Regions from separate parts of the Homo sapiens genome. Here region 1 is linked to region 2. A link is an interaction called in ENCODE POLR2A ChIA-PET data of the cell type or tissue named here. Cell type or tissue: Caco-2. All regions are shown on one strand. Links, peaks and the distances in the headings refer to the core of each region. The heading gives the core; the rest is flanking DNA.

Region 1 (5,373 bases), core at 121-5,120, 240 kb after region 2:
TCTGTCTCTATGACTCCGGCTACACCAGGTATTTCATACAAGTGGGATCTCATGCAGTATTTGTTCTTTTGTGACTAGTTTATTTCACTCAGCATGATGTCTTCAAGGTTCATTCATGTTGTAGCATGTGTCAGAATTTCCTTCCTTTTTCCCCTCTGAATAATATTCCTCTGTGTGAATACATCCCATTTTGTTGATCTGTTCATCCATCAGTAGACACCTGGGTCACTTCCACCTTTAGGCCTTAGTGAATAAGGTTGCTGTAAATGTGGGTGCATGGCCAGGCGCGGTGGCTCATACCTGTTATCCCAGCACTCTGGGAGGCCGAGGCTGGTGGATCACTTGAGGTCAGGAGTTCAAGACCAGCCTGGGCAACATGATGAAACCCCATCTCTACTAAAAATGCAAAAATTAGCCAGGTGTGGTGGCGTGCACCTGTAATCCCAGCTACTCGGGAGGCTGAGGGACCAGAATCGCTTGAACCCAGGAGATGGAAGTTGCAATGAGCCAAGATCGCACCATTGCACTCCAGCCTGGGTGACAGCAAGACCCTGTCTCAAAAAAAAAAAAAAAAAAAAAAATTGGGGTGTGCAAGCAAAACCTCAGGTTTTCGAGCAGAGATCTAGCTCAGAGGTTGGAGTATGTTCAATGTGTTATGGTGAGGGCAAGCCTGAGTATATATGGCACCTAGACACCAGTTTTCCATTTAGGCCAGGCACCGTAGCTCACACCTGTAATCCCAGCACTTTGGAAGGCTGAGGCAGGAGGATCACTTGGGTCCGGGAGTTCGAGACCAGCCTGGGCAACATAGCAAGACCCCATCTCTACAAAAAAAACAAAAATTATCTGGGTGTAGTGGTGAGTGCTTGCAGTCCCAGCTACTCAGTGGGGCTGAGGCAGGAGGATTGCTGGAGCCTGAGAAATCGAGGCTGGAGTGAGCTGGGATTGCATCACTGCACTCCAACTAGGGTGACACAGTGAGACCCTGTCTCAAGAATTTTTTTCAGGCCAGGTGCGGTGGCTCATGCCTGTAATTCCAGCACTTTGGGGAGGCCGAGGCGGGCGGGTCACGAGGTCAGGAGAGCAAGACCATCCTGGCTCACATGGTGAAACTCCGTCTCTACTAAAAATACAAAAAAATTAGCCGGGCGTGGTGGCAGGTGCCTGTAGTCCCAGCTACTCGGGAGGCTGAGGCAGGAGAATGGTGTGAACCCGGGAGGCAGAGCTTGTGGTGAGCCAAGATCGCACCACTCCACTCCAGCCTGGGGGACAGAGCCAGACTCTGTCTCAAAAAAAAAAAAAAAAAGAATGTTTTTCAAAAAGTTTTAATTTAGCACCGTGGATGGCCCACAGGGACCTTGGACACCCAGAATCCCACTGGCCCAGCGCGGATGCAACTGGGCTGGTTTCTCATACTGCAGATCTGTTATAAGAGAAAACCTTTCCAGCTGTGTGCAGGCTCAGAAGAGACCAATTAAACCTTTTACAAGGTTTTTTTGTTTTTGTTTTTGTTTTTTCTGAGATGGAGTTTCACTCTTGTCGCCCAGGCTGGAGTGTAGTGACATGATTTTGGCTCACTGCAACCTCTGCCTTCTGGGTTCAAGTGATTCTCCTGCCTCAGCCTCCTGAGTAGCTGGGATTACAGGCGCCCGCCACCACGTCGGCTAATTTTTGTATTTTTGGTAGAATCGGGGCTTCACCTTGTTAGCCAGGCTGGTCTCGAACTACTGACCTCAGGTGATGCACCTGCTTGGCCCTCCCACAGGTGCCAGGATTACAGGCGTGAGCCACTGCGCCCAGCTACAACTGACTTTTTTGATCCCTGGGAGATAAGTCAACACCGAGGGACGACCGGTCCTAAGCCCTGGACATGGACCTGGGGGTGAGGACAGAAGGGGATCAGGACCAGCCCTCTCATCCTGCACCCTGAGGCATGGGTGATCCCAGGAAGCCACTCACCAGGCACCAGGGTGGCTTCCTGGAGGAGAGGATGCTGAAGCCGACCTCAAGAAGTGTCTGTGTTAGGTTTAAGGACTCATGAGAGTTCTCTGGCTGGACTAAAGGTAGCATGATCACATAGTCAGGTTTGCCCTATTGTCTGCAGGTTGTTGTTATTATTGTTAAGATGATGATGATGATGATGATGATGATGATGAGACAGAGTCTCATTATGTTGTCCAGGCTGGAGTACAGTGGTGCAATCTCGGCTCACTGCAACCTCTACCTCCTAGGCTCAAGGAATCCTCCCACCTCAGCCTCCTAAGTAGTTGGGATCACAGGCAGGCGCCATCATACCTAGCTAATTTTTTTGTATTTTTTGCAGAGTCGGGGTCCCACCATGTTGCCTCCGCTGGTCTCCAATTCCTGAGCTCAAGCGATCAGCCTAAAGTGCTGGGATTACAGGCTTGCTGGGATTACAGGCATACTGGGATTACAGGCATGAGCCACTGCACTTGGCCAACCTAGTAATTATTTTAAGTACTTCCTGCTATTCTAAAAAATGTTTGTTCCCGTCTCAATGATAAATGGCAGGGTCATTTCATTCCTTATCTGTTGCTACATAACAAATTACCCCAAATCTTAGTGGCTTGAAACAACAACAAACTTTTATTATCTCTCACAGTTCCTATGGGTTAGGAATTTAGGTGTGGCTGAACTTGGCAGTTCAAGGCATTGGCTGGGGCTGCAATCCATTGGAAGGCTTGCCTGGGGCGAAAGGATCTGTTTTCAAAGCCCCGCTCTGCCGGTTGAGGGTGGGATGCCTCAGTTCCTCTCCATATGGGCCTCTCCATGGGGCTGCTTGGGTGTCCTCAGGCCTTGGGGGTTGGTTTCCCACAGAGCAAGGGATCTGGGAGAGAGGGAGCGCCACGCAGAAGCTATCGTTTTGTGCCCTAGCCTCGGAAGTCTTGCGGTATTGCTTTTACCATCTCCTAGTGACTTAGAAGAAAGTAGCCAAGACAGACATTTAAAGGAGAGGGGGGTGGAGGGATCCTAGCTTTTTTTTTTTTTTTTTGACACGGAGTCTGGCTCTGTTGCCCAGGCTGGAATGCAGTGGCGGGATCTCGGCTTCACGCCATTCTCCTGCCTCAGCCTCCTGAGTAGCTGGGAATACAGGCGCCCGCCACCACGCCCAGCTAATTTTTCTATTTTTAGTAGAGACGGGGTTTCACCGTGTTAGCCAGGATGGTCTCGATCTCCTGACCTTGTGATCTGCCCTCCTCGGTCTCCCAAAGTGCTGGGATTACAGGCGTGAGCCACGGCGCCCAGCCGATCCTAGCTTTTAAAACCACCAGCAGCTGGGAGCAGTGGCTCATGCCTGTAATCCCAGCACTTTGGGAAACCAAGAAGGGAGGATCACTTAAGGTCAGGAGTTTGAGACCGGCGTGGACAACAGAGTGAGACCCCCTCTGTACAAAAAAATCTAAAAACTACCACAGTTGGCCAGGTGCAGTGGCTCATGCCTGTAATCCCAGCACGTTGGGAGGCCAAGGCGGGCAGATCACTTGAGGTCAGGAGTTCAAGACCAGCCTGGCCAACTTGGTAAAACCCATCTGAATTAAAAATACAAAAAATTAGCTAGGCATGGTGGTGGTACCTGTAACCTCAGCTACTCAGGAGGCTGAGGCAGGAGCATCACTTCAACCCAGGAGGCAGAGGTTGCAGTGAGCCGAGATCGTGCCACTGTACTCCAGCCTGGGAGACAGAGTGTAACTCCATCTCCAAAAACAAAAGCAAAAGCAAAACAAAACAAAACTACCATGGTTACCTAAAATAGAGCATGTGTTGGGAAGGGAGTAGACAGAGCCAGAGTGGATAGACAGAAGACATCTGATCAAGAAAGAATTCAGGCCGGGAGTGGTGGCTCACGCTTGTAATCCCAGCACTTTGGAAGGCCAAGGTGGGTGGATCACCTGAGGTCAGGAGTTTGAGACCACCCTGGCCAACAAGGCAAAACCCCGTCTCTATTAAAATACAAAAAATTAGCCAGGCATGGTGGTGCATGCCTGCAATCCCAGCTACTCGGGAGGCTGAGGCACAAGAGTCACTTGAACCCAGGAAGCAGAGATTGCATGCAGTGAGCTGAGATCACGCCATTGCATTCCTGCTTGGGTGACAGAGTGAGACCCTGTCTGAAAAAACAAACAAAACCAACAAGGCAGAGATGTGGCCAGGGATTCTGAAGGAATGCATGAAGTCGACCCAGCACCCACTCCAGTTGTGTCCCTCCATCCTCCCGGACTCCCCCCCTGCCCCTGCACTCCCAGCCATGCCCCCTGTGCGGGCCTCTGGTCCTCTCACCCTCTACCTTTGCTGGAGAACACACAGGACTCACGTCTTTTCCTCCCATGGGACAGAAACTCCTTTCGCGCTTCCTATTAGGCCTTGCCTACAGCAGGTACACACTGCTGGGTTTCTGCGTGAACAGAGCATACCAATTTGCACCCACCACAGGACAGCGGCTTGTTCCCTGCAGACACCTTTCTCTTTCCAGCCTCCAGGCGTTTGCTCCTTCAGCCCAGAGGGATGGGGCAGCAATGAGCATTTGGGCTGCCCTAGAGGCAGGAGGCAGGAAGATATCTGGATAGTTCAGGAAAGAGATAAGGACAAAGGAAAAAGTCATAGGAAAAAGATTTGGGAGCTAGGGTTGAGCCAGCCCCTTTCTCTAGGCAGCAGCAGACTATGGCTGTCCTGAGTGGGCACACGCACGGCTCTGGGGCTCACCCTGTACACTCTTCACCCATACCCCTCCCCTGATCCATCTGTACCCACCCACTCCTGTTCTCTGCTTGCTCATCTTGCTTTATCCCCAGCACCTCCTGACATTTTCTCATGCCACCCATCACCCCATTCTTGGATCAGATGATGCCGCCTCCTCTAGGAAGCCTTACTGGCTTGCAGCTCTGTGGTCCTAGAGCATTTTGGCTGCCCCTGCCAGAGGCCTGACACCTAAATGACAGGTGAGGTCCTTGGCTTAGTTCTGTGAGAGCAGTGACAGCATCTCCACTTTCCAGAATCAGGATGCGTTATGTGTGTGTGTAAAAAGTCTTCTAAGCCTGGGCTTTTCTGGCTCTGCCCTCACAAACTGGTGCTGGCCAGTGGCCCCAGGGCCTTCCCAGTTAATGCTTAATGGCTGGGTACAGTGGCTCACACTTGTAATCCAGCACTTTGGGAGTTCCAGGTGTCTTTACTAAAAACACAAAAATTAGCCAGGCATGGTGGTAGAGAGCTGTAATCCCAGCTACTTGGGAAACTGAGGCAGGAGAATCGCTTGAACCTGGGAGACAGAGGTTACAGTGAGCTGAGATCATGCCACTGCACTCCAGCCTGGGCAACAGAGCAAGACTCTGTCTCAAAAAAAAAAAAAAAATGCTT
Region 2 (5,373 bases), core at 164-5,163:
ACCACCACACCTGGCTAATTTTTGTATTTTTAGTAGAGATGGGGTTTTGCCATGTTATCCAGGCTGGTCTCGAACTCCTGACCTCAGGTTATCTATCTGCCTTGGCCTCCCAAAGTGCTGGGATGACAGGCATGAGCCGCTGCGCTCAGCCTCTCAGTTCTTTATACAGTGAGATGATAAGTGTAGCTACCTGCTAAGATTGTTATGTGGTCAAGTGAAAATGCTTAAATACCCGGTACCTAGAAAGCACTCAGTAAACATTGGCTCTTACTGTTATAGTTATGAGAGGGTTCTTGAACAGTGATAAGAGGCAAGTCGCGTTTTAGCTAGCTTTAAAGGTTAAGTAGGATTTGAAAAGGCAGAGAGGACTGCGGGGGGAAGTCCCAGGCATGGAGTGTGATGTGAGGAAAGGATGGCAGTCAAAATACAAGGCATATATAGGAAATACTGATGAGAGGGCTTTTGTTGCATAGGGAAGGTTTATGGGGGGATTGATGGGAAAAGAAGCTTGAGGGAAAATTGGGACCAGGCACTGGAAAGTATTAACTGCAAGGCTGTAGAGTTTTAGAAAGAATAATCTGAAAGGTGGATTGTGGGAGAGAAGGGAGAAAATGAAGGCAGGGAACCAAAGAAAGGAAGCTGGACTTCATGGAACTAGATTAAAAAAAATAAGTATGGCCTGTAATCCCAGCTACTCAGGAGGCTGAGGCAGGAGAATTACTTGAACCCGAGAGGCGGATGTTGCAGTGAGCTGAGATCATGCCATTGCACTCCAGCCTGGGCGATAGAGCAAGACTCCGTTTCAATATATATGTATATATAATTTTTGTGCTGTTATATGTACATGATCCCTTTTTCACCAAAATTAAGAATATGTTTAGTGAGAGCCATAAAACTAAAAATGCTTTTGCTAGTTTAAAACTCGGTTTAACCCATCATGATAAAGCAGTTTAATGGTCTGTTTCTAAAACTTCAATTTGATGCTTAGTTTTGATGGCTGTAGAGGTGAAAAGAATAAATTCAGAAAGATTTGTAGCTTCAGATGGAAGAATCACAGTGTCAGTTCTGCTTAGTAACTTGTGATTGATCCAACCTATCAACCATGCTGAATTTTTGTTGTTGAAATGCAGGGTATAGTCTTACAAACTAATCAGGTGGTGGCATTTTATATTTTTAACAAATAGGCTTAAGACCCACCTGAAATTCTTCATTTGAAAGATTTTTAAACAGGTTAGAAAATATTTCCAAGTTTCTTTTTTTTTTCCTTTTTTTTTTTTTTTTTTTTTTGAGATGGAGTCTCACTTTGTTACCCAGGCTGGAGTGCAATGGCGTGATCTCAGTTCACTGCAACCTCAGCCTCCTGGGTTCAAGCGATTCTCCTGCCTCAGTCTCCCAAATAGCTGGGATTACAGGCGCCTGCTACCATGCCCAGCTAATTTTTTGTATTTTTAGTAGAGACGGGGTTTCACGATGATGGCCAAGCTGGTCTTGAACTCCTGACCGCAGGTGGCCCCCTGCTCCCTGCCTCAGCCTCCCAAAGTGCTGGTATTACAGGCATGAGCCACCTCACCCAGCCCCAAGTTTCTAAAATGTGAACATAGATGGGTTTTTCCTGGATACTTGACATCATTTTTGGCAGTTAAATTACATAACAATGGAACCATTTCATACAGCTGTTCCTGTAATTGCCCTTTCTTCACACTTTCTTTAAAGAAGCTGATTACTCATTGGTGACTTTTTCTTTGATTTAGACTGACATTGGTTTTTACCTCCTAATGTGGCTAAAACCTTACTCTAGATAGAAGCTTCATCTGTGCCATTTTCTTCTTGTTCACATCTGTTTATATTATTAGTGTGTCCTGTAATTGCAGTTTCTCTATAAGAATCTTTTTTTTTTTTTTTTTCCTTTTCCTGATAGGGCTTTGCTCTGTCACCCAGGCTGGAATGCAGTGGCGTGATCGTAGCTGACTGCAGCCTCAAACTTCTGGTTTCATGCAATCCTCCCACCTTAGCCTCCTGAGTAGCTGTGACTGCAGACACAGTCCCCATGCCCAGCTAATTTTTTTCTTTTTCATAGGGACAGGGTCTTGCTATGTTGCCCAGGCTGGTCTCAAACTTCTGGCTTCAAGCATCCTCCTGCCTCATCCTCCCAAAGGGCTGGAATTATAGGCATGAGCTACCATATCTGGCCACAAGAATCTTTAAAGCTGCTTGTCTCTTTTATGACAGAGTCTCGCTCTGTGGCCAGGATGGAGTGCAGTGGCGCGATCTCGGCTCACTGCAACCTCCGCCTCCTGGGTTCAAGTGATTCTCCTTCCTCAGCCTCCCAAGTAGCTGGGACTACAGGTGCCCGCCACCGCGCCCAGCTAATTTTTCTATTTTTAGTAGAGACAGGGTTTCACCATGTTGACCAGGATGGTCCCGATCTCCTGACCTCGTGATCCGCACGCCTTGGCCTCCCAAAGTTTTGGGATTATAGGCATGAGCCACTGCGCCCAGCCAAAGCTAGATTTAGAAATCCATTATTTCACATAACTGGTCTCAGATAAACCAGTCTACATCACAATGTCTAAAATGAACAACACCTGTGACAGGTCAGCACAGACTAAGTAAGTGTATTAGTGTCAATTTATAGCTTAATTTCTCTCTCTTTTAAGATACAGACATTCCAATTATTTTCTTTCTGTATCCTTTGCGGATCATCTTGTACTTTGGAAACCACAATTTAACTGCCCAAGTCACTCATAAAAATAGCAAAAGTAGCTGGATGGTACAAAAGTAGGTCCCAGGGCTTCAAATTTGGTTGAATATTGACTCCAGTAGGCAGCCACCTACTACTGAGCAAACCTAACCCTCAGTTATGTCATTTGTAAAACAGCACTTAACAGTTTGGCCGACCTGCTAGGGCTGTTGTAGGGACAAAAGAAGATGGTGCGTGTACTGCTTTAAGCCTGGCACCTGGCACTCTGCTAACATTCAGCTCTCTGGGCTGGGCACTGTTAATGCTCCATTTCGTAACCTGCTGTCAACCTGCAGGTAAATCACTCTGACTCCAAGCAAACACCCTGAGGGTGGAGTCGGCCTGTTTGAGGTTTCTGTTTGCAAATCTTGATATATGAAGTGACAGTGGAGATTGTACAGTTTTTTCCTCGATTTGTCAGGATTTTTTTTTTTTTGACGGAGTTTAACTTCTTGTCTCCCAGGTAGGAAGTGCAGTGGCGTAATCTCGGCTCACTACAACCTCCACCTCCTGGGTTCAAGCGTTTCTCCTGCCTCAGCTTTCCGAGTAGCTGGGATTACAGGCGCCTGCCACCATGCCCTGCTGACTTTTGTATTTTTAGTAGAGACGGGGTTTCACCATGTTGGCCAGGCTGGTCTTGAACTCCTGACCGCAGGCGATTGGCCTGCCTCGGCCTCCCAAAGTGCTGAGATTACAGGCGTGAGCCACCACCCCCGGCCTCAGGAGCGTTCTGATAGTGCCTCGATGTGCTGCCTCCTATAAAGTGTTAGCAGCACAGATCACTTTTTGTAAAGGTACGTACTAATGACTTTTTTTTTATACTTCAGGAATAGTAAAGAAACACATCATAAAACCTCCCAGGACATAAAGGTGAGCACAGACCCTGTTTGGATCAAGTCAGTTCCTGGAGCCTGAATGATGACTGCTGAATCACGGGAAGCCACGGGTCTGTCCCCACAGGCTGCACAGGAGAAGGATGGTATCGTAATAGTGAAGGTGGAAGAGGAAGATGAGGAAGACCACATGTGGGGGCAGGATTCCACCCTACAGGACACGCCTCCTCCAGACCCAGAGATATTCCGCCAACGCTTCAGGCGCTTCTGTTACCAGAACACTTTTGGGCCCCGAGAGGCTCTCAGTCGGCTGAAGGAACTTTGTCATCAGTGGCTGCGGCCAGAAATAAACACCAAGGAACAGATCCTGGAGCTTCTGGTGCTAGAGCAGTTTCTTTCCATCCTGCCCAAGGAGCTCCAGGTCTGGCTGCAGGAATACCGCCCCGATAGTGGAGAGGAGGCCGTGACCCTTCTAGAAGACTTGGAGCTTGATTTATCAGGACAACAGGTAAAAAGAGGTGAAACCTATTATGTGTGAGCAGGGCACAGACGTTGAAACTGGAGCCAGGAGAAGTATTGGCAGGCTTTAGGTTATTAGGTGGTTACTCTGTCTTAAAAATGTTCTGGCTTTCTTCCTGCATCCACTGGCATACTCATGGTCTGTTTTTAAATATTTTAATTCCCATTTACAAAGTGATTTACCCACAAGCCCAACCTGTCTGTCTTCAGGTCCCAGGTCAAGTTCATGGACCTGAGATGCTCGCAAGGGGGATGGTGCCTCTGGATCCAGTTCAGGAGTCCTCGAGCTTTGACCTTCATCACGAGGCCACCCAGTCCCACTTCAAACATTCGTCTCGGAAACCCCGCCTCTTACAGTCACGAGGTAAGAAGCAAGGTTTCATTTAGGGGAAGGGAAATGATTCAGGACGAGAGTCTTTGTGCTGCTGAGTGCCTGTGATGAAGAAGCATGTTAGTCCTGGGCAACGTAGCGAGACCCCATCTCTACAAAAAATAGAAAAATTAGCCAGGTATAGTGGCGCACACCTGTGATTCCAGCTACGCAGGAGGCTGAGGTGGGAGGATTGCTTGAGCCCAGGAGGTTGAGGCTGCAGTGAGCTGTAATCATGCCACTACTCCAACCTGGGCAACACAGCAAGGACCCTGTCTCAAAAGCTACTTACAGAAAAGAATTAGGCTCGGCACGGTAGCTCACACCTGTAATCCCAGCACTTTGGGAGGCTGAGGCGGGCAGATCACTTGAGGTCAGGAGTTTGAGACCAGCCTGGCCAACATGGTGAAACCTTGTCTCTACTAAAAATATGAAAATTAGCCAGGCATGGTGGCACATTCCTGTAATCCCAGCTACTCGGGAGGCTGAGGCAGGAGAATCACTTGAACCCAGGAGGTGGAGGTTGCAGTAAGCCGAGATCGTACCACTGTGCTCTAGCCTTGGTGACAGAGCGAGACTGTCTTAAAAAAAAAAAAAAAAAAAAAAGAATTAATTAAAAATTTAAAAAAAAATGAAAAAAAGCTGCATGCTTGTTTTTTGTTTTTAGTTATTCTACATTGTTGTCATTATTACCAAATATTGGGGAAAATACAACTTACAGACCAATCTCAGGAGTTAAATGTTACTACGAAGGCAAATGAACTATGCGTAATGAACCTGGTAGGCATTATTTATTGAATTATCAGCATTCCAGATGTCCAGCACATTTTTAATAGGAAAGTATTGGGAACAGATGTCATTATTTTCAGCCTAGGTTTTAAAACATTTTAGTATGTCATGAATTATCTTCA

What was found. ChIA-PET counts read pairs that join two places held together with the same protein. Peaks named below come from ENCODE experiments on the same cell type or tissue, not always from the same donor. Only the 100,000 strongest peaks of a DNase experiment are listed, where the experiment ranks them.
Region 1: POLR2A ChIA-PET joins it to region 2 with 8 read pairs; 2 of 35 experiments call an interaction of 5 or more read pairs at or near these places.

Annotation. Positions count from the first base shown.
Region 1 is chr7:100,262,283-100,267,655 of GRCh38, forward strand. LOC105375426 (a long non-coding RNA gene) reads right to left here and starts at 5,202. Exons shown (of 2, transcript XR_927809.2): 1 at 4,334-5,202; 2 at 2,585-2,848. It also overlaps the pseudogene CASTOR3P. In Caco-2, for the core only: no CTCF peak of the experiment used is centred there; DNase peaks (open chromatin) are centred at 2,759 and 4,439.
Region 2 is chr7:100,019,852-100,025,224 of GRCh38, forward strand. ZKSCAN1 (zinc finger with KRAB and SCAN domains 1) reads left to right here. Exons shown (of 6, transcript NM_003439.4): 2 at 3,568-4,081; 3 at 4,303-4,456. The coding sequence starts at 3,656. Among named protein-coding and RNA genes, the nearest start is that of ZKSCAN1, 6.9 kb to the left of the region's middle. In Caco-2, for the core only: no CTCF peak of the experiment used is centred there; a DNase peak (open chromatin) is centred at 3,050.